7 separate regions of the Homo sapiens genome follow, and all the other regions are linked to region 1. A link is a contact called in ENCODE Hi-C or POLR2A ChIA-PET data. All regions are on one chromosome and are shown on one strand. Each heading gives the region's core, a stretch centred on a gene start or an enhancer-like site at or near the end of the contact. The rest is flanking DNA. Distances are from core to core; before and after follow the strand shown.

Region 1 (2,771 bases), core at 181-2,680:
ATGTACCACGTGTAATGCCAAAGGAACCCAAGATCCCTGCCCATGCCTAATAACTGCCAAACACTGACAGGCTTCACTGAGCTGCTGAGGCCAAAAAAATAGGTTCCTAAACTAGTTTATGTTTTCATTCATTCAACAAATATTTACTAAGCAGCCACTAAGGGTAAGGCAATAAGTATCAGCCACGTTCCCGGATACACTGCAGTGAACAAAGCCCTTGCTTCAGTGCTATGATTCTCAATAGGAGAAAGTACAGAACTAAAGAGGGTGATAGGAAAACTTCAGAGGCTGGGGAGCCTTTTCGGCTACCTGCTTCATTACACCCTTTAAGGGAGTCCTCCTGAATATTTACACAAAAGGGAAGTTGGAAAAAAAAAAAACATTTGTTATAAACAAAGGATTAAGTCAAAACTTTGAAAACTACTGACTCGGCGGAACTTCCGTTCCAAAGGTAGGAGAAATCAGTAAATGAATAATTTCAAAATGTGGTAAACACTACGAAGAAAATAAAGGTGACACAAGAAAAGTGCTCTAATAAAAACTGGGTTCTTGGGGAAGGCCTCCCTTTAGAACACTTTACGTACAAGCGACCATCAACTCTCACGCCACACAGAACCAGAAGCACGATGAGGTAGAACCGTCGTTAATAGTTCTCATCCATCCTAGAATTCATATTGCCTGTTATTAATTAACGAATACAATCATCCCAGTCGTTTAGCAATTCAACAACAGGTAGCAAACCCCCTCGAGACTTTGAATACGCTCTAAACAAAACTTGAAGCTGCTTTTACCACGCTTGCTCGGTCTTTAGGGATCATTGTTCACACACCTAAGGCAGCTGACAAAAGAGAGAGAGTCACACTCGCTTAGTGGCTGAGCTCGACCTGCTCTGGCACACGAGACTGAGCAGGGGCTTTCACCATGGGTGCGTAGGCTCAGAGGAGAGAGCCCCGAACCCCAGTCAGGCCCCGGGATCGCGGGCGCCCAGAGCGGGCGGCGGGGGCGTGGCGGGCCCGGCGCCTGCCTTTGTTGTCCCTCGTGGCGTGCGGGGGGGAGGGGCGGCCCGAGGCCCGCGAGGCCAGCTGCCGCCTCCGGCCCCGGTCGCGTGGTCTCCCGGCCCCCACGGGCGCGCGAACCCACCTTCTTGTAGTGCTTGCCCAGCCAGACCCGCACCGAATCCAGCTGGGACACCGTCTCCGGGCTCTCCCAAAACTTGGTGGCCGGGCCCCCATCCTTCCGTCGATAAACAGCTAGGCCTGCGGCTGCCGCCGCAATCCCCGAGCCCGTGGCGCCTACCGCTGTCCCCGGCCCGCCGCCGCCCGCCGCTGCGGCCATCGTCGCAGCCCGTCGTCCCCACAGCCTGGCCCACCCCGGCCCTCGCGGTGTTTCCCGGTCGTTCCCGCGCGCACCCCCGCGCGCGTAGCCGCCACTGCCGCTTCCCGGCCCCGCCCAGCCAACCCTCTTCCGGCGCGGACGCCCGGCCCCGCCCCATCTGGGAACTGGCACTGTATCTGACGCGAGCCAGCGCACGCGCATGCGTAGCACTCGTGCGGCCGTGCCTTGGAATAGCACGTCCTGCGGCCTCAGCCGCCTCTTCCGCCATCCTCCGTAGGCTGCATTCTGCCCTAGTGAGCGCCGGTTTTTGAGCCTTGCTCTTCCCTCGCTACCGACGTCGAATCATTATGCGGTCAACAACCGCAGGTGGGTTATGTGTCATAGCCCGCCTCCGCTGGAGGGAAAAGGCCTGGTGCGAGAAATGCCCAAGGGAAAGCCTGTCTAGGGTATCGAGTGCTGGCCGAGGGCCCTGCACCCGGACTGGGACTGCGCCGGGCCCCGCTTTCCCTCAGGCCCTCCACCCCCAGCGGCCCGGCGGCATTTGTGAACAGCCATCTGGGACTCCCACGCCTAGGCTTTTCGGCTTCACAGACCTTCCACTCCCTCAGGGGTCCAGCCACAGCGGCTCATTCCTGCCCCAGGGGCCCTTGCACTGGCTCTTTCGAGACCTCAGCAGGTCTTCCCTTCTGATTTGCACTTACGAGACGCGTTCAGATTCACTGCTTCAAAGGACTTCAGAAAGTAGTTGTCAGATCTTAACAATCTTGAACAACTGTTCACACCCATACACTTTCTGCATAGCGCTCACCACGACCCGGCGTTTCTAGTTTCTCATTTACCTTCCACATAAATTACATGAGAACCTAATCTTAACTTGTTCACAGGTGTATCCTGAACACCTGAGACAAGGAACAGATGTACAGTAAATACTTGATGAGTTAATGAATGGCCCACATAGAAGCCGAAAATTTTTAAATTATTAACAAGGTATATTGGCCGGGTGCGGAGCACTTTGGGAGGCTGAGGCGGGAGGATCAATTGAGCCCAGGAGCTCTAGACCACCACACCCATCCCCGTCTCTACAAAAAATACAAAAATCAGCCAGCGTTGTGTTGCAAGCCTGTGGTCCTAGCCTCTTGGAGGGCTGAGGTGGGAGGATCCCTTGAGCTGGGGAGATGGAGGCTGCAGTGAGCTATAATCGCGCCACTCACTACACTTCAGCTTGGGCGACAGAGCGAAACCCTGTTTCAGAAACATAAAAAGTATGACTGGCCATAATGGAGTTGTGAACATAATGCTATATGATCGCAGAGAAGCAAGTAACTAATTGCTTGTGAGAACGTGACTAACTGCTGGTAAGTTTCTGAGATCTTTTAAAAATGAGGGTGTGTACATGTTTTCAGGATCTCCTGAGGGCTGTGTCACGGACAGTAAAA
Region 2 (2,911 bases), core at 337-2,836, 1.2 Mb before region 1:
GCTCAAGTGATCTGCCTGCCTCAGCCTCCCAAAGTGCTGGGATTCCAGGCATGAGCCACCGCCTCCAGCCTAAAAAGGGTTTTTAAAAGTAACTCAGTCCTCAGAAACTCTATCCAGTTATTTAAATATACCATGAGCTTGCCCAAAAATGACCTGCAAATAGTGAAATCTGGCTTCTAGCCCAGGCTCTGAAGAAGTTCCTTAGTGTAATATGTAAATGATAATGATTCAGTCAGTTAATGATTCAGTCAGTGGGTCTCTCCAATTTGCAAAATAAAGGGGCAGGAGGTAAATGACCCCTTACATGTCAAAAATGGTACTTTTCAGTCATAGAAATTCTAAGGTCCTTTCTACCTTTCCAGAAACTAGGCAAGGAAACAGAAGTACTTATCCTTGTTGGGTCTAAAATTTGATTTTACCCTGCTTAGAAGCTAATAAATTTTGCCTATTCCTGTTTCATGGATACCGACAGAAGACACGAGGCTCCTGGTCCAACACAGCATACTGATGTGAGTTGCACTTACAGCTAAGTTTACCAAGCGTGATGCAGATGGCCTGGATAGATGCTATGCACATATACATCACAGCTGAGAACCCTGAGCTTGGGGAACCCACCACTTTTACAGCAAGTGGTTAGCAAGGCTGCTCTTTGCCTGGGAGCAGGTGTCTCCTCATCCCTCAAGGTTAGTACATGCATATGCATCCCCAAGATCGGCCTGGGTAAGAGGGTGGTCAGAGCCTTGTAGTCTTGACACAGCCAGCAAGACATGTATGAACACCAGAGGCTCCACAAGCCACCTGTCCCACAGGGTCTTGGCTTCTGGTAAATTTTCACATAACTATGCGAAACCACTGGTCCCAGGGCACATGTGTAAGAATGGAGCTCCATGCAGCTCCAGACCTTCACTCCTTGCACCCCAGGAAAAAGAGAAGCAATAATGATCACTGTCATTTTCATTTTAAGATAACACAACTGAATAATGACTGAGAATTATAAAATTTTGATCCATCAAAAAGACATCAGGCTGGTTACTGTGGCTCATGCCTGTAATCCCAGCACTTTGGGAAGCCGAGGCAGGCAGAGCACCTGAGGTCAGGAGTTTGAGACCAGCCTGGTCAACATGGTGAAACCCCTTCTCTACTAAAAAAAAAAATACAAAATCAGCTGGTGGCACGTGACTGTAACCCTAGCTACTTGGGAGGCTGAGGCAGGAGAATCACTTGAACCAGGGAGGCAGAGGTTGCAGTGAGCCGAGATTGTGCCATTGCACTCCAGCTGGGGCAACAAGAGCGAAACTCCGTCTCAAGGAAAAGAAAAAAAAAGACAACATAAGCTAAACTAGATTTATCAATGGACTAATGTATAAGAGCAATACATTACATTTCTAATAAGCATACTGCACGTTTATAGGTTTAAAACAAAAAGAAAATAAACACAGAGTTCCTAAATAAAATATTGCTCACTCATGAAACTTCTGGTTTCTGAGCAATTGGCAAGTGTCCTGTGTGCTGAGTTATACAGGCGAGACGCCGACCTCACCACCCAAAGGGATGCTGCAAACAAGCAGCTCTGGGGAGCCTCCAAACGGCCCTGCCCAACCACTTCCTGGGGAAGCTGGAGAGGAAACACGGTGTCTGCACAGTGTCTGTCACCTGCCTGACAGCTGCCTGCTTAACACACCAGAGGCCCGAAGACCCCTGCTAAGTTGACATACCGATTTCTGCTGGAAGATGTGAGATTTGGTTTTTTGGCAGATCCAGAATTCTCATCGCTTGAAATAACTGAATATATGTAGGAATGATTTGAATCAAGGTATTGCTTATGTACCATTCTCTCAGGTGTGTCTGCTCCTTCAATGAATCTGGGAGCTCCTAAAATAGAAAGAATGACATCAATCAGAACTAGCTCCTCCGTGTGCACAAAGCCGTGTAAAACCAAGCATTTATTTTAAAACAGGAAGTGAGAAAGCAGACACGAGAGCATAAAACTTAACCACCAGCACTCCAGCCATTTCAAAAAGAAACCAAAGACACCGCAGTTGTCGTCAACTTCACAACAGTATATTAGCCCTATTTCAAAACTGCCGTGAATTCATGATGTTATTAAAATTAAATCCTAGTGAACACAAAAAACCAGACTCACACTTAGAGCCACAATGTGTATTATTTATTTGCAACATACCAACTTAACATCCCCTAAGGTCTGTCTATACATTCGATTTCAAAATTTGTGCTTCGTTTCCCTTTGTCTGTAGTTGCTTTTAGAAATACTTGATAAACCTCTAATATTTGCTGTACCACATTTCCAAATATTCTTAAGAGTCTATGAAAGGGAAAAAGCATGAGAAAGACAGTCAGCTGGGACACCTGAGTTCCGGCCCAGGCCCTGCCATTTTCCAGTCACGCCACCTCCCTGGGTCTCCACTGCTGAAATGACATTGATGAACTCAGTGTCCAAGGCCTCCCCTAGCTCAAGTGTTCTGGGATAAAACTGTAAAGGTGTCAAGCAAGAAGCGTTTAAAGACTTTAAGGAGGCTATTTGTCCAGCTGAAGAAATCTAATTCACCGAGAGTTACCGAGCCCCCATTGCAGGTGAGGGGTGCTCAGCACTGAGGGGTGGGGCAAAGACGAGACACACAGGTCCCCTGACCTCAGAAGCTGACCACAACGCACCATCAGCAAAGTGGCTGGAGCACAGGGTGGAGGTGGGATGAGGTGTGGAAAACTCCATGGCAGTTGAAGGGGAGGTGGAGGGAGCAATGGAGTCCATAGTGATCCTTCTTTTTTGTACTTGGTACTTGTAATGTGCTTTACAACCATTGCCCTCCTGTGTGTGGGTTAAGCTGTTAACTTGCAAAAGTGCTTTCACTCTAGTATTATCTCATGCAACAGTACCATAAGATAGGCAAAG
Region 3 (3,046 bases), core at 223-2,722, 1.3 Mb after region 1:
TTAGCTTCCTATTCCTTAAGCTTAATTGAGCAAGACTGTAAATCAAACTAGCAGATGTTTTGTATTAGAAAAAAGAGGTGCCTATTTCTCTAGAACAAACCTAGAACTTCCTTGACACCAAAACACAGCGGCAGGGTCAAAAAAAGAGCTGAAAAGGACTGAAATCCTACACCAAAAGTGACTTTTACAGTGATACACTATCAGATTTTAGTAATTTCTGCTGGGATTTCTGCAATTTCAAAAAAGGTAAAGCACTGATTCTCAGGTTGTTCCATTTTGTTTAAGGCCAACTTTTTGGCTGAGGCAAAGGTGGGCCTTTAATATAATAAAGTAAGCCCCTCCCACTTACGCAAAAGAAAAGCTGCGTTTAAGGATTTAAACTGGCATTTTAGAGCTCGGAGTTCACATGGGCCACATAAGCGAATTCCCTTCCGGAGCGCACAGAGGTGACGTGTATGAATTACGCTTATGGACGTATTAGTTTCTAATGAAAGATAAGCAGGTACCACTCAAGGGCCTTCTAATATTAACCTTCCCTGCCCGGCAGAAAGCCCAGTACAAGGTGAGGAAATCCGAAGGGGCTCACTGCCCTCTCAAACCAAGAGGGCTTGGTTTCCGAAGCAGAGAAACACCCTACCCAAGCACCCGCACCGTACTTGGGCCTCAAGTAACGGCATTCTTCGAGGAGAACGGGCAATCTCGCCCCCCTCACAGAGGAGCGGAACCGCAAGCCAGACAGCAAAGCTGGTTGGTTTCTCTCCAGGCCGAGGCCACGGATGCCCGGGAACGTCACCAGACCAGAAAGGACCCAATCCTCAACCTTCCCAGCGCAACGAGCCGCGGCCGGCCCTCTGCTCAGCAGAAGCCTCCTGCGCGCTCTCGAGGCAGCACCGCCACCCGATATCAGAGCGCGCGCCCCAAAACTGGGGGTCGTCACGGGCGCGCGCTCCAGAAAGCCGCGGTTGCCCACGGGCCACAGCTCCTAGAGCAGAGATATCCGGGCCGGGAACGCGCACGTCGGCGGCCACGCGCACCGAGAGCCGCACAGCGCGCGCGCGTAAAAACAGGCTCAGCCGCGCGCCCGCACCGGCGCGCCATCTCGCGCCGCGCCCACCCAAATCCCCGGGCCACCCCTCCCCCATCCACAGGGCGGGGTGCGCTAGCCCAGGAACGTTTTCGGCTCCGGAGCCGCCCCGAACTCTCCAGGGCCCAGCGGTAGTGGCCCGCCCGCCCCCGCCCGCCGTTGTGTGGGGTGGGCCCCCCGTCTCAGGCCTACAGCTTCGCCGCATCCCCACCCGCACTGGAGCCCTCACCCGGCGACGTCACTGCCGCCGCCGCCGCCGCCTCCGCTGCACCCGCCGGCCCCGCCGCACCGCCAGGGACCCTGGTTCTGCCGTCGTCGCTCCAAGACCGACAGGGTTTTCTCCTCACAGCTCCCTGGGCGCCATCTTACATTCAACCCTCACAGCCAATAGGAGCCGATTGCTCCTCTCGCGATAATCGGGGCGTCGGATCCCGCGAGATCTGGGACTGCCTACCGGCCAAAATTAAAGTGAACGCTTCAGCAGGGGAAGGTGGCCGCGCTTCTGGCCGCTAGAGCGGATAGTGGATCCTAGGGTATGGAGCGGCTCGCTCCGCCCATGGACGCCTCTCCATGTGGGGCGGAGCTAGGGCCGTGGCTTGGCCTAGTAGTGGAGTCTCGGAAGGCTAGGGCTCCAAGCTAGCTCTTTGGACCCACCTTCCGTCGCCCGCCAGAGCCTCCTTTGGTCGAGCACGCCCACGCGGGGCGGGGCCTGGCCAGGCTCGGCCTCTCGCTTAAGGTGGACCCCACAAACTTCTGTCCTGGGCCTGGCGTCCCCAGCCGTGCCCTGCCTGGGAAGCCTCTAGGTTGCTCACCTCCTGGAGGAGTCAGCATCTGGTACTCCCGCTGTCTGCTGCCATCTGAGTTCAGCCTTCCGCAGTTGGGTCCACCTTAAAGCGGGCCCCCGGGTAGCCTAGTGTTTGTATACAGGGAAAATGTGGAAGGCGTTAAAGCTGCAGGCACACTCGGGCCTCAGCAGCAGCCTACACTGCCCCCAGAGGGCTTCCAGCCTGCTGTAGACTCTTTTTGCCTCGGAGCTTTTGCCCTTGTTCCTCTTATCCTGGCAAACTCCCCGTAGTCTTTCGTGATTCCCTTCAGAAGTCACTTCGTTAGAGTAATGTTTTCTGAGGCCCAGGCTGGGTCAGGAACCTCTTCCAGTCTTGCACAGGCCCCAGGGAGACCGCTCCCATACAGTGCTTGGTCACCCATTTCCCCTCCCGTGAACTTGGAAGGCCACCACAGCACGTATGCCCCATCTCACTTTGCCTGGCACGTAGTAGGCACTCAAAAATTATATGCCGAATGGGCCGGGCACGGTGGCTGAAGTCTGTAATCCCAACACTTTGGGAGACCGAGGCGGGTGAATCACCTGAGGTCAGGAGTTTGAGACCAGCCTGGCCAACATGGTGAACCCCGTCTCTACTAAAAATACAAAATTAGCCGAGTGTGGTGGTGCATGCCTGTGATCCCAGCTACTTAAGAGGCTGAGGCAGGAAAACTGCTTGAACCTGGGAGGCAGAGGTTGCAGTGAGCTGAGATCACACCATTGCACTGCAGCTTGGGGGACAAGAGTGAGACTCCGTCTCAAAAATAAAAAAGAATTATAGGCTGATTGGGCGCAGTGGCTCACGCCTGCAATCCCAGCACTTTGGGAGGCCGAGGCGGGCAGATCACCTGGGGTCAGGAGTTCCAGACCAGTCTGGCCAATTTGGCAAAACCCCGTCTCTACTGAAATTACAAAAATTATTCAGGAGTGGTGGCGCCCGCCTGTAATCCCAGCTACTTGGGAGGCTGAGGCACGAGAATCGCTTGAACCCGGGAGGCAGAGGTTGCAGTGAGCCAAGATTGAGCCACTGCACTCCAGCCTGGGCTAGAGTGGAACTCCGTATCAAAAAAAAAAAAAAAAAATTATATGCTGAATGATCAGACTGGGAGCTAGGCCTCTCCACACCAGCAGAAACAAAC
Region 4 (3,155 bases), core at 5-2,504, 1.2 Mb after region 1:
GGGGAGGTGGGGGCCTCCCCTGGGACCGGGTCCCGATCCGGATTAGATCCGTGGGGCAGGATTAGCCCTGTTGGTCCCACGAAGCCTGGGCCACTGGTGCGGTGACGGTGGTGGGGCGGGCTTCGGAATCCGTCAGGAGGGAAGCGCGCCCGTGGGGCCGGAGAGGAAGTAAACCCGCGCGTCCACCTCGGGGACACCCCCGCGCTCGGTGGCCTTTGTCCGGTGACGCTGCCAGCGCCCGGAGCACCAGGGGCCGAAGGGGTCCACAGAGCAGCCGCGGGACCCCCGGAAACCCATTGCGACCGGCCCCAGGAGACCCACCACCAGGCTCCCACTGTGCCGAGCTTCCCGCTCGCCCGGCCCCGCGGGTAGCGAAAGCGACAATGTTCCCCTGAGGCCACGACAGAGCCGGCGTGCCGAGATGCCCAAACCCCGCGCGGGGGCCAGCGACTCTCGCGCCAGTAGGCCCTTGACTTGGATCAAGACGGGGGACGGGGGACTCCCAGGACGCGAGCAGAGTGAACGAGGACAAGGTGATGCTCCACGCGCTTCTACTTCAAGTCTGGTCCGGTTCGGCCTGGTCTGGGCCAGCCGAACAGCCACCCAAACACTATCACAGCTTGCCCTTCCGCTTGCTCTGGCTGCCTGCAGACTTGGAGCCATTTTAAGGAGAAACCACCTGGCCACGCCCCCTAGAGAACCCGAGAAGCCAATCCACGCTCGGCCACGCCCCTCTCCGCGCGCTGCGGAGAGGCCAACGGTCGCGCGGGTGACGGTTAGGGCGGGGCGTGCTTCCGCGTCTAGCCGGAGAAACTTGAGCCGGCTGCCCCGCCCACGGTGCCCGAAGCCCCAAAGGCTGGAATTAGGGGCTAGAAGTCTGGCACCCACCGCCTGGCCAGGTGTTCGGGACGCGACCAGGTGGGCGGTCGCCCCGCCCCGGGAGCGCGGCTTAATAGCTGAGAGCCCGGGGGCCAGGCCGCGGCTGCGGCCCAGGCAACGCCCTGAGGGTGGCCACGCTGCCAGGTGTTCCACTCCCCCGGGACTATGGGCAAGGGCCCGGGGCGGGGAGGGCGGCAGGTGCTGACACTGGAGCTGCGCCGGAGGTCGGGGAACTCGGCCTCCTAAGACTGAGGACACTCGCCTGCTGGGCCGGTCGAGCTGTGCGGTGCCCTCCGGGACGCAGGGGGCGCTGCAGCCACGCTGGGTCAGGCTCCGCAGGGCCCTCCCAACCCGGGGACTAACGGCGCCGGTGACGACTTCGCCGCGCGTTGGTCAGCCATGGCCACCGCTCTCGCGCTACGTAGCTTGTACCGAGCGCGACCCTCGCTGCGCTGTCCGCCCGTTGAGCTTCCCTGGTGAGCTTGGACCCCGCGCCCTCGACCATCCAGCCCCCTAGGGCCGGCGACTGCCAGCCCAGCACCTTCCGGCCTCTCGGGCTGCCCGGCCCGGCCCCGCGCCCCTGACCCTTTCCCTCCGCAGGGCCCCGCGGCGAGGGCATCGGCTCTCGCCGGCGGATGACGAGCTGTATCAGCGGACGCGCATCTCTCTGCTGCAACGCGAGGCCGCTCAGGCAATGTACATCGACAGCTACAACAGCCGCGGCTTCATGATAAACGGAAACCGCGTGCTCGGCCCCTGCGCTCTGCTCCCGCACTCGGTGGTGCAGTGGAACGTGAGTCCTGGCCCGCAGTGTGGAAACTGAGGCCCAGAGTCACAGGCCCTCACCCTGCTTGGTCCCTGCAAACTTGGCTTTCCTCTGTCTCCTCCTGCAGTGGATGGAGATGGGGAGAGGCTGCGTGGATTTGTCGTATTAAATGTGCCTCCTCCCTGCACAGGTGGGATCCCACCAGGACATCACCGAAGACAGCTTTTCCCTCTTCTGGTTGCTGGAGCCCCGGATAGGTACTGGGGAAGGGGAGGGAGAACAGAGGTGTTCTGGGCCCCAGAAGGCGACCCCCACTGCAGCCTCTCAACAGAACTGTAGACTAGCCACACCCACCCTTCCCTAGAGATCGTGGTGGTGGGGACTGGAGACCGGACCGAGAGGCTGCAGTCCCAGGTGCTTCAAGCCATGAGGCAGCGGGGCATTGCTGTGGAAGTGCAGGACACGGTGAGTCCCGGGACTGGGGCATGCTGCGGGGAGCACAGGCCTGGCGCTAGACAGGCTGATGCTGGCCTTTTCTTTGCAGCCCAATGCCTGTGCCACCTTCAACTTCCTGTGTCATGAAGGCCGAGTAACTGGAGCTGCTCTCATCCCTCCACCAGGAGGGACTTCACTTACATCTTTGGGCCAAGCTGCTCAATGAACCGCCAGGAACTGACCTGCTGACTGCACTCTGCCAGGCTTCCCAATGCTTTCACTCTTATCTACCCTTTGGCACTTATCTTGCTTATCAACATAATAATTTATACACTTCTCCCATTTTGTATCAGGTGTGTTGCTGGCCAGGAGCTGATGGCTCACTGGGCTCTTGGAGGGGAATGTGAAGAAACCAAGGAGTCACTTTTTCATCTAGATTACTTAGGATTCCTTGACTTTTCAGAAGTCGGGAAGCAGTATGTTTGCCTGTTGTAGACCTACTTGCTCACATGCAGATTTGAGAGGACCTCAACGGCTTTTCTCACAAAATCGCTGATTGTTTTTCTTTTTTTGAGATGGAGTCTCGCTGTCGCCCGGGCTGCAGTGCAGTGGCGTGATCTTGGCCCACTACAACCTCCACCTCCTGGATTCAAGCGATTCTCGTGCCTCAGCCTCCTGAGTAGCTGGAATTAGAGGCCCCTACCACTACACTGGGCTTTTTTTTTTTTTTTTTTTTCTGGAGATGAGTCTTGCTCTTTCGCCAGGGTGGAGTGCAGTGGCGCAGTCTCAGCTCACTGCAACCTCCGCCTCCTGGGTTTCAGTGATTCTCCTGCCTCAGCCTCCTGAGTAGCTGGGACTAGAGGTATGCATCACCACGCCCAGCTAATTTTTGTATTTTTAGTAGAGAAAGGGTTCACCATGTTGGCCAGGATGGTCTCGAACTCCTGATCTCAAGTGATCCACCTGCCTCCCAAAGTGCTGGGATTACAGACGTGAGCCAATGTGCCTGGCCGAGAGAGATTCAAGTTAGGGAATATATATGTGTGTTGACCTGGTCCTATATGGCCAAGCTATG
Region 5 (2,906 bases), core at 262-2,761, 1.6 Mb after region 1:
TTGAGGTAAAAAGGATTCCAATTTTCCACCGTAAACTACTAAACAAGGTTTGTGAACAAATCAACTTGGATGCGAATAGCGCTATTCAATGAAGACGACCCGTAACTGTAGATCCAATCAGTAACTAAGGTACAGATATTTAGATCATTCCTAATCAATACAGCGACTTCGACTAAGCAACATTGCATCTATTTTCATGCAACATCGCTTAAATCATTTACAGTTTTGTGTGTTGTTTTTTTTTTCCAAATGGAAAATACCCCTTTTCCACTCAAAACAGACCCCAAAGCTTTCAGACGAGTTCGGGCGCGTTCCAGGTGGTATGGCCGTAGATCATACCCCTAAGCGTTCAATACAATCTTTTACTTACTTACACAGTCTCCAACAAGTCTGCATTAAAAGAAAACCTACCCAAAGTGTAACTGGACTTTAATCAATATGAAACAGTGATTGTCGTTTCTCGTTAAACGTAAAAAGCAAAATGGAGTTGTAAAGAGTTTCTTTCCCATTTCAACTCCGACAGCCACGCGCGCTTTCAGCGGCCGGCTACACTGCGCGGTCGCGGGGCCCGGCCCAAAGCCCCCGCCCTGCCCGGCGCCGCTGGGAGAGGAAGCTCCGGGGACCGAGGGCGGGCAGGCGGGCAGCCTGGGCTCCACCAGGCCCGGCCGGGCGGGGGAAGGGGCACAGGAGACTACCGGGCGCGCTTCCGGGGACTGCGCGGGCGGGGTCGCCGCTTGGGGCGCGGGGCCCGGGCTGGGAGTCAGGTCAAGGGTCAGGGGCCAGGGGCGGCTCGGCCACGAGCAGCCGGTGGGGCGCGGCCGCGGCGGTGCGGCGGCCTGCCGGCCGGAAGAGTACCGGGCTGGCGGGCCTGGGGCCCCGCGGCGCCTGGAGGGAACCCTTCCGCTCACCTCAGGCAACGAATCCGAGTCCAGCCTCTTCGCGCCGGGGACGCCGGTCCGCGAGTCGCAAACTCGGAGACGAAGGCGGGTAGCTGAAGACCAGACCGTGGACTAACGAGAGAACCGACGGAGGACCGCGGGCGGCGGGAGGGTAGCGCGAGAGAGCGAGGGCGGGCGGCGGCGGGAGGGCGGGGAACGACGTGCGCGCCTCCGAGTGCCCAGCGGGCTCGAGCCGGCACAGGTCGCGGCCCCGCGCACGCGCGCGCACTCACAGCTCATCCACTATTGCTCAGGAGCCCGTCCACGCCCTAAAAGCAAAACCCTTAACCAATCATTGCAGCCGCGTGGGGCATCACGGGAACTCCGGGGCTATAAAAGACCTGGTTGCTATTTTGTACTCCCGGAGTCACTCATCCCTTAAGCAAGCAGGGTGGGGTTAGGTGCGCGTGCGCGGTTTTAATACTCCTCCCCGAACTGCCAACTCTTCACGCACGCGAAGTAGGCCCCACCCTGGCTGGGTTTACGCGTGCGCACTAACGGGCCTGGTCCCGGAAGACCACACGCGTGCGTGGTGGGGACTACGGTGACAGTACCCCGGGTGGGGCGAGGGCCAGTCATGGCGGAGTCCTGGTCTGGGCAGGCCTTGCAGGCTCTGCCGGCCACGGTGCTGGGCGCGCTGGGCAGCGAGTTCTTGCGGGAGTGGGAGGCGCAGGACATGCGCGTGACCCTCTTCAAGCTGCTGCTGCTGTGGTTGGTGTTAAGTCTCCTGGGCATCCAGCTGGCGTGGGGGTTCTACGGGAATACAGTGACCGGGTTGTATCACCGTCCAGGTGAGGCTTCCTACGAACCTCCGTGGGCTGGCCGCCCCCGCCCCCACCCTCTCCCGACTGTACCATTGGGTTCCCCACTATCCTGCAAGAGGCTCATCAGAACTTAACATTGGTTCACGGCCTTACTACCCTGAACGCATCTGACCTCGGAAGCTAAGCCAGGTACTTGGATGGGAGAACTTAACGTTGTGCCCTGACTCATGCCACCATACCATTTTACGCCAGAATCCCCACCAGTCCACCCATCACATTGTATCTGTTCCTCAGAACTCTCACCTGGCAATACCATTAGTCCCTTAGGACCCTCACCAGACTTCACCAAACAATACCAGTGGTCTCTAACCTGACCTGGGCTGATGCCTGCTCAGATTCCCACCCCAGCCTTCTGCAGCTCTGGATGTGTTTCTGCCTCCAGGTCTGGGTGGTCAGAATGGATCCACGCCTGATGGCTCCACGCATTTCCCTTCGTGGTGAGTAAATCTGTCCATACCGCAACCCCATGCTTGGCATTCCAAGGACACTCCTGTGCTGGTGACAGAGAGGGGAGTTCTCAGGCTTTAAGCCCACCAGCTTAATGGCCTTTGCAGCAAGCTTCAAGTCTGCACGTAGAGCTCAGGCTTCAAGTTAGGGTGACACCAAGGTCTGGACAGTCCATCATCATGCTGTTCAGCAGCCTGTAGGATAGGTGGTGGTATTGTCATAATTTCAGAGAGATGAAATGACAGGTTTGTTGGATTCCACTCTGCACAATCCCCTCAGTTGGGAAGGCAGTAATCTCTGTCCTGAGCACATTGACCTCATCAGGGTCAGCCTCCTCTTCTGCAAAACATGCGCTCACTAATCAGGGCATTCATTCAGATAATCTCTGGGCCCCTATCACGTGATAGGGGCCACACGAGGCCCAGAGAACAAAGACAACCCGGGCCCTGCTCATGGGGAGCCAGGGATTTATTAGGGGAGGGCGGCAGTGCATGGGGCAAGGGTGGTCAGGGAAGGCTTCTCCCAAGAAAGACACCTAAGCCGAGATCAAATGCCACAGGGTGACAAAGTGTACCAAGCAAAGGGAATGGATTGAGCAAGGCTAAGAGGGAAGAATACGGGTGACATATTAGAATAGGTAAGACTGTGATGCTGGAGCTTGAACGTGAGAGCTTGTTGGACCCTGGGAGCCATTGAA
Region 6 (3,191 bases), core at 356-2,855, 1.1 Mb after region 1:
CGAGTTCAAGCAATTCTCCTGCCTCAGCCTCCCGAGTAGCTGGGACTACAGGCGCCCACCATCACGCCCGGCAAATTTTGTAAATTTTTAGTAGAGACAGGGTTTCACCATGCTGGTCAGGCCAGTCTCGAATTCCTGACCTCGTGATCTGCCGGCTCCGGCCTCCCAACGTGCTGGGATTACAGGCGTGAGCCACGGTGCCCGGCCACGCGGCATGATTTTTAATGGCTTTCTACATTGTATGGTTTGTTATTGTTGTTTTGAGACAGGGTCTCCTTCTATCACCGATGCTGGACTGCAGTGGTGCGATCTTGGCACTCTGCAGCCTCGACCTCCTCGGCTCAAGCGATCCTATATCACCTCAGCCCCCTGAGTAGCTGGGATGCACAGGTGTGTGCCACCTCGCCCAGCTAATTTTTAATTTTTTTGTAGAAAGGAGGGGGGTCTCACTACATCAAATTCTTGGGCTCAAGCGATCCTCCCACCTCGGCTTCCCAAAGTGCAGGGATTACAGGCATGAGCCACAGCGACCAGCCAGCACAGGTGTCTTTATTTGTTTTATTTTTTATTTTATTTTATTTTATTTTGAGACAGAGTCTCGCTCTGTCGCCCAGGCTGGAGTGCAGTGGCGCCATCTCGACTCACTGCAAGCTCCGCCTCCCGGGTTCACGCCATTCTCCTGCCTCAGCCTCCCGAGTAGCTGGGACTACAGGCGCCCGCCACCACGTCCGGCTAATTTTTTTGTACTTTTAGTACAGACGGGGTTTCACCGTGTTAGCCAGGATGGTCTCGATCTCCTGACCTCGTGATCCACTCGCCTCGGCCTCCCAAAGTGCTGGGATTACAGGCTTGAGCCACCGCGCCCGGCCTGCACAGGTGTCTTGAATATGTATATACGCGACTCCAGTATGGTTGGAAATGATTTGATTTGTTGTCTATGGAATTGCACAACCTGGAGCCTTCCTAACATCAGCGGCTTCATACTGGCATTTCCATTGTGGTGCAGCAACAATCTGAGTGAGCCTCCGTCTCTAGCCACATCATTTGACAACCGGTCCCAGAAGGTAACTGGAAGTCATGATGACAACTCCTATACTGTGAAAAGAAACTGCAAGCAAGGCAGTTAAGATGCAATCTTGCACGGTGACCGTAAGTCGGAGAACTGCGCGGCGAACGAGGCCTCGGCAGGGGAAGCGAAAGCCTGGTGTGGTTGCGGCTCTGGGGCCACCCTGCGACCGCCTCGGGGTGTAGGCAGAATTTCCCGGCCCAGCTCCCCTCTGACCAGATAGCGGCCGAGAAACAATGGTTATCTGCTCCACTGACGCCAGGATGTCTTCTCCGTGCCCGATCCCGGAGTACAAACAGTGAAATGAGAAGCCGGTGAGAAACGCGCTGGTTAAAAACATCTCGACGGGAGACGCTGGTAGGCGAATAGTGGCTCCAGACGCGGTCGGCGCCTGCCGTACCCTGGTCAGACTCTGGGTCAGAGCGCTAAGTTTCAAGGAGGCGGCGCTAAACAGGCCCTCTAGCCGGGAGCCTGTCGCGACCCGAGCGACCGTGGGTCGACCCCGATCCGGAAGTGACGCAACGGCGCCAAGCACTTCCGGAGCTGTGGGGACGACTCTTCTGGAGGAAGCAGCGCGGGCTTGACCGGCGTCGGCCCGCCGCCTCCGCTGCCGCTTCGCCCCAATCCGGTCCCTCTGGCCCGGCCTGACCCGGTCTGGCTTGTTCGGGCTCAGCGGCCGCGAGGCCGCAGCTCCCGGTAAGTGCGCGGCGCACGTCACGGCCTTGTTTACCTTGGCTGGCCGCTGGGGGGGCCTCTCCGCGCGCCTCCCTGGCCGGGCCGGGACTCCGCCTTCGCCGTCGCCCGGGAGGCCCGGGCGCTCCCCGTCGCCGGCACGTTGTCCGAGCATTACCCGCCGTCAGCGGCCGGGCGCCCAGCGTGTGTCTGCCTTTTTTCCTCCCGCCGCCTTCTCAGCTCTCGGAAAGGTCAGAGGCCACCGCCTCTGACCAACCGGCGCCGGCACATCTAGGCCCTCTCTCCCTGTCTGGCGCGGCGGGGAAACGCGCCGCCTCGGGGCTCACCACTCGAGTCATCTTTGGGAGCTCTCGCAGCGCTGCCCGCGCGGTTTAACGCCCGCCTGTGGAGGGTATCCCCAGCTCGCGGGCTCCGCGTCCGCGCGAATATCCCGGAGCCCGCGGCGCCCCTAGGGATGTGCGGCCCCGGAGCTGTGCCGCCGCCTCGCCAGAAGCTGGTTGGGCAGCCGCGTTCTTGGATGACTTCTCCTTAGTACTGTTCATTGCCTGGTCCCATAGAACTTTCTGTCATAGCGACATGTTCTTTACCTTTGCTGTTCAGCATGGTAGCTACTAGCCACACGTGGCCGTTAAGCATTTGACCTGTAGGCTAGTGCACCTGAGAAACTAAATTTTAAATTTTACTTACTTTTTAAGTGTAATTAAATTTAAATAACCACATGTGGCTAGTGGTCACCGTATTAGAAAAGACAGATACAAAGTGTAGGATTTTGAAACGAAATTGCTGATTTCTAGTTTTGTGCCAAGTCGTTTTTCTTCGGAGGTGTAGTTAGTAAATGACCTGAATTCAGCGCTAGTGATCATATCTGGAGTAAACGTCTTCAGACTCACTAAAACTTACGTGTTCTGTGCGTGGTGGGCAAGCCCAGGATGGTTGGTTGTTAGGTCCCCTGAACATGTGACTTTGGCTCTGGAGGAAATTTTTTTTTTTTTTTTTTTTGGTGGGCGGGACAAAGTTGCTGTCACCAGGCTGGAGTGCAGTGGCGGCGATCACAGCTAACTGCAGCCCCGACTTTCTGGGCTCAAGTGATCCTCCTTTCTTAGCCTCCTAAGTAGCTGGGACCACAGGCACGTACCACCACACCTGGCTAATTTGTAAAATTTTTTGTGGATACGTGATCTTAATAGGTTGCCTAAGCTGGTCTTGAACTGCTGGGCTCAAGCTATCCTCCCGGTTTGACCTCCTAAAGTGCTGGGATTACAGGCGTGAGCCACTGTGCATGACCTTTAAAAAAATTTTTTTTGAAAAAGTGCCCGGCCCACTTTTTCAAGTAGAATTCGGATATTTAACTTTGAGATGATTAAAAATTAAATTTTCATTTAAATGTGCACCTAGAACATTTAGTATGAAATGGAGTTCTCTCTCTTTTTTT
Region 7 (2,999 bases), core at 210-2,709, 1.6 Mb after region 1:
GGAGGTTGCCGTGACCCGAGATCGCGCCATTGCCCTCCAGCATGGGCAACAAGAGCGAAATTCCTTCTCAAAAAAAAAAAAAAAAAGAAAAGAAAAGAAAAGAAAACACAAAAAAAGTACCTCTGTTTACCCTGCCTTTCACAAACTGGTTAGCTCAAGGTGAATACATAAGCTGTTATCTGTACTCCTCCTAACCCCAATTTTTCTATTCTCCTGCTCAATTCCTCGGCAGATCATCACCACAATGATTTCTTAAAGATAGGTAACACTCGGGCCGAGCACGGTGGCTCCCACCTGTAATCCCAGCACTTTGGGAGGCCGAGGCGGGTGGATCATAAGGTCAAGAGTTTGAGACCAGCCTACCCAACATGGTGAAACCCGGTCTCTACTAAAAATACAAAAAATTAGCTGGGTGTGGTGGCGTGAGCCTGTAATCCCAGCTACTCGGGAGGCTGAGGCAGGAGAATCGCTTGAACCCGGGAGGCGGAGGTTGCCGTGAGCCAAGATCACGCCACTGCACTCCAGCTTGGGCAACAAGAGTGAAACTCCATCTCAAAACAAAACAAAACAAACAAGATGGGTAACAATCATACTCGATGCAAAGTCTAGCCTTAGTTTTTCTACTCCTACACAATTACACCACCCAGGAATCTCTCCAGTAGTACAAAGTATTGTCCCCTCTACTAAACAATCTATTAAGATGCCTAATAACTCAGCCTGGGTCTTCTAAATTCTGGACCCTTCATCTTCTATCTAGCTCCAGGACCTAGGCTATCCTCCTCTCCCACTCCAAGACACTGCTGCCGCAAATATTTTTGACACTTGCTACCAAAATAATCGGGGTTCTCAGACATTTGTTCAGCTTCTGACCTTGACATCTGTTGGCAGTTTACAAGTTACAAAGTATCTACTTCTGATTTTCCCCTCAACCCACTGAGGTCGGTGAGCCAAATATTGCTATCCTGGTTTTAACAGTGAGGAATCCAGGTCTGTGACACCTTCGCCCAAGGTCACACGGCGAGTCCTCATGGTAAAGGGCTCTCCCCACCCTTAGGGTCCCCACCAACCTTCCCCTTCTCCACATCCCTCCTCCTGGCCCCCGCCGGGCCCGCCCCCTAGGGCTCCAAATGAACTGAGACGACACTCAGGCCCCGCCTGCGCTTTCCCAGAGCTGATCCTGGAGTTATTCTCCTGAGGGGCAGGTGTCAGGCTACTCTTCCAGGGTCACTACATACCATCCCCGCCCAGCCCCTACTCTAGCCGAGAAAAAGGAGGCCCCTTTTTCTCGGCCCCTGGTTCTGCATAGAGGAAGAGCGAGCCGGGAGCTCACCACTGCGCCCCGCGTTGGAGTGTGGTCCTCATTAAGGGTCCAAGCTCGGACTTCTGAGTCTCCGCATCCGGTCGCTCACGGCAGCCTCCACCTTCCGCCATCTCCTCCGCGGCCCCGGCCCAGCCGGCCCGGACATCCGCCCCGCGCGCGGCGTGCTATAGACCGCGCCCACGCACGCACGCTCGCGTGCCCGCCCCTGCCCCACCTCGAGCCGCGGCCTTCGGCTCCTGCAGCCGCTGTCTTTTCTCCCCTCCGCTCTCGCGCCACCTAGCTCACCGGCGAACAGTGGAGCGGAAAGGCACACGCGAGAGGGGTGGGCGGGGAGCAGCAGCTGCTACTTCCTCCCGCCCTGCCGCCCGCTACGCGGCCTTCGGGCGCCCCTTCCTCTGCTCAGGATGGCGCTACACTTCGAAGCTCTGTTCAGCCCGCCGATCTCAGGGAGTTAGGCAGCAAGCCCACGACCCATCGGGCACCCCAGCCTGGCCTTCGAGGTTATCGTGGTCCTAAATAAATGCAGGCCAGGTGCGAGAAGCCCGGTAGTTAGGTCTGCTCATTCTCACCCCTGCAATTCCGCTTTCAGCTGGAGGCCTTAGGCGAGTCAGCTGCCCAAACGTGGGATCGGGGCTCCTGCTCCAGCGGCCCTACAGGGATTTCGGGAAGTACCATGTGCACCAGCGCCTTGGGACCAAGACTCAATGGTGTGTTGTAGTCATTAACAGTCGCCTTAAACAGTCGACGCCAGAGCCACCTGGCCCACCGCAGAATTCCGTCAGCTCTTCATACTGAGCTACTTGCCAAGCAGCCACAGAGGGGCGATAGCAACAGGGGAAGGAGAGGTACTCCACATTAGTTACCCAGGCGTGTACTTAGTTCCTGGAACAAGATACAACGTCCTGAACACTATGTTTTCCAGTCGCCCCGCTCACACACACAACCCTCCTCTTGGAGGGAGAAGTAAACCCAGAGGAAAGAGGAAGTCAGGCAGTTGGTCTAGATGCGTCTCCATACACTTGTCTAACAGTCCTTGTCCTCAGAGAAAAATAAGACCTAGTTCCTGCCCTCATAGAATCTAGTAGAAAAGAAGAGATGTTACAGAAATAACCTCAATGCCTAGCAGTATGTGGTAAGTGCCATTAAAGTGTGTGAACCAGGCCGGGCGCGGTGGTTCAAGCCTGTCGTCCCAGCACTTTGGGAGGCTGAGGCGGAAGGATAGGTTCAGCCCAGGAGTTAGAGACCAACCTCGGCAACATAGCGAAATCCCGTCTCTACAAAAAAATACAAAAAATAGCCGGGCAGTGGCTCGCGTCTGTGGTCCCAGGTACTTGGGAGGCTGAGGTAGGAAGATCCCTTGAGCCCAGGAGGTCGAGGTTGCAGTGAGTCGAGATGGCGCCACTGCACTTGAGACTGGACGGCAAAGTGAGACCCTGTCTCAAAAAAAAAAAAATAAATACAAATAAAGGGTGTGAACCGGCCGGGCGCGGTGGCTCACACCTGTAATCCCAGCACTTTGGGAGGCCGAGGCAGGAGGATCACCTGAGGTCGGGCATTCGAGACCAGCCTGACCAACGTGGAGACCGAAATGTCTTAAAAAAAAAAAAAAAAAAAGACCGGGCGTCCGGCGCGGTGGTTCATGTTTGTAATCCTAGGACTTTGGGAGGCCGAGGCGGGC

Evidence for each region. Hi-C counts contacts between places; a loop is a spot of excess contacts on that map. ChIA-PET counts read pairs that join two places held with the same protein, here RNA polymerase II (POLR2A). Pooled maps may share reads with other maps.
Region 2: a map with no recorded cell type shows a loop between it and region 1 (15-fold over the local background). The contact joins the enhancer-like site here to the promoter of SMARCC1 in region 1. A Hi-C loop is called at or near these places in 5 of 37 single-sample maps with no recorded cell type and 8 of 50 pooled maps.
Region 3: a loop to region 1 is called in a pooled map, with 11 times the contacts of the local background. The contact joins the promoter of QRICH1 here to the promoter of SMARCC1 in region 1. A Hi-C loop is called at or near these places in 2 of 37 single-sample maps with no recorded cell type and 7 of 50 pooled maps.
Region 4: a map with no recorded cell type shows a loop between it and region 1 (11-fold over the local background). The contact joins the promoter of NDUFAF3 here to the promoter of SMARCC1 in region 1. A Hi-C loop is called at or near these places in 2 of 37 single-sample maps with no recorded cell type and 7 of 50 pooled maps. POLR2A ChIA-PET finds 5 or more read pairs at or near these places in 2 of 52 experiments (HepG2 and activated B cell).
Region 5: a loop to region 1 is called in a map of naive thymus-derived CD4-positive, alpha-beta T cell, with 11 times the contacts of the local background. The contact joins the promoter of TCTA here to the promoter of SMARCC1 in region 1. A Hi-C loop is called at or near these places in 1 of 168 maps with a recorded cell type or tissue (naive thymus-derived CD4-positive, alpha-beta T cell) and 8 of 50 pooled maps. POLR2A ChIA-PET finds 5 or more read pairs at or near these places in 1 of 52 experiments (AG04449).
Region 6: a pooled map shows a loop between it and region 1 (12-fold over the local background). The contact joins the promoter of ARIH2 here to the promoter of SMARCC1 in region 1. A Hi-C loop is called at or near these places in 1 of 37 single-sample maps with no recorded cell type and 7 of 50 pooled maps. POLR2A ChIA-PET finds 5 or more read pairs at or near these places in 3 of 52 experiments (GM10248, H1 and WTC11).
Region 7: a loop to region 1 is called in a pooled map, with 11 times the contacts of the local background. The contact joins the promoter of USP4 here to the promoter of SMARCC1 in region 1. A Hi-C loop is called at or near these places in 3 of 37 single-sample maps with no recorded cell type and 6 of 50 pooled maps. POLR2A ChIA-PET finds 5 or more read pairs at or near these places in 1 of 52 experiments (activated CD4-positive, alpha-beta T cell).

The regions. Positions count from the first base shown.
Region 1 is chr3:47,780,463-47,783,233 of GRCh38, forward strand. It overlaps SMARCC1 (SWI/SNF related BAF chromatin remodeling complex subunit C1), which reads right to left and starts at 1,431. Exons shown (of 28, transcript NM_003074.4): 1 at 1,141-1,431. The coding sequence starts at 1,335. RefSeq lists silencers at 905-1,144, 1,325-1,544, 1,955-2,004, 2,115-2,174 and an enhancer at 1,377-1,671.
Region 2 is chr3:46,537,330-46,540,240 of GRCh38, forward strand. LRRC2 (leucine rich repeat containing 2) reads right to left here. Exons shown (of 9, transcript NM_024512.5): 4 at 1,716-1,872. Among named protein-coding and RNA genes, the nearest start is that of LRRC2-AS1, 19 kb to the right of the region's middle. RefSeq lists an enhancer at 1,733-1,792. Within about 2 kb of position 1,587, at least 16 of the 41 ENCODE cell types and tissues checked have a DNase peak (open chromatin) inside an H3K27ac peak, as active enhancers do.
Region 3 is chr3:49,092,599-49,095,644 of GRCh38, forward strand. It overlaps QRICH1 (glutamine rich 1), which reads right to left and starts at 1,473. Exons shown (of 10, transcript NM_198880.3): 1 at 1,314-1,473. RefSeq lists enhancers at 597-1,109, 1,478-1,597, 1,708-2,047 and a silencer at 1,108-1,357.
Region 4 is chr3:49,020,867-49,024,021 of GRCh38, forward strand. It overlaps NDUFAF3 (NADH:ubiquinone oxidoreductase complex assembly factor 3), which reads left to right and starts at 1,255. Exons shown (of 5, transcript NM_199069.2): 1 at 1,255-1,355; 2 at 1,480-1,672; 3 at 1,836-1,902; 4 at 2,010-2,110; 5 at 2,190-2,629. The coding sequence starts at 1,279. The coding sequence ends at 2,306. It also overlaps a transcript of DALRD3 not described here. RefSeq lists an enhancer at 342-1,111 and silencers at 627-829, 866-1,055, 1,276-1,375, 1,416-1,535, 1,596-1,645.
Region 5 is chr3:49,410,912-49,413,817 of GRCh38, forward strand. It overlaps TCTA (T cell leukemia translocation altered), which reads left to right and starts at 1,512. Exons shown (of 3, transcript NM_022171.3): 1 at 1,512-1,729; 2 at 2,145-2,199. The coding sequence starts at 1,516. RHOA (ras homolog family member A) reads right to left here and starts at 1,065. Exons shown (of 5, transcript NM_001664.4): 1 at 909-1,065. RefSeq lists enhancers at 212-1,186, 1,085-1,379, 1,315-1,724 and silencers at 505-594, 605-884, 945-1,244.
Region 6 is chr3:48,917,237-48,920,427 of GRCh38, forward strand. ARIH2 (ariadne RBR E3 ubiquitin protein ligase 2) reads left to right here and starts at 1,606. Exons shown (of 16, transcript NM_006321.4): 1 at 1,606-1,762. ARIH2OS (ARIH2 opposite strand lncRNA) reads right to left here and starts at 2,149. Exons shown (of 1, transcript NR_161301.1): 1 at 552-2,149. RefSeq lists enhancers at 483-1,233, 1,039-1,508, 1,234-1,985, 1,986-2,736 and silencers at 1,679-1,778, 1,849-1,928.
Region 7 is chr3:49,338,594-49,341,592 of GRCh38, forward strand. USP4 (ubiquitin specific peptidase 4) reads right to left here and starts at 1,460. Exons shown (of 22, transcript NM_003363.4): 1 at 1,331-1,460. The coding sequence starts at 1,431. RefSeq lists a silencer at 1,401-1,590 and enhancers at 1,631-2,130, 1,761-1,930, 2,021-2,080.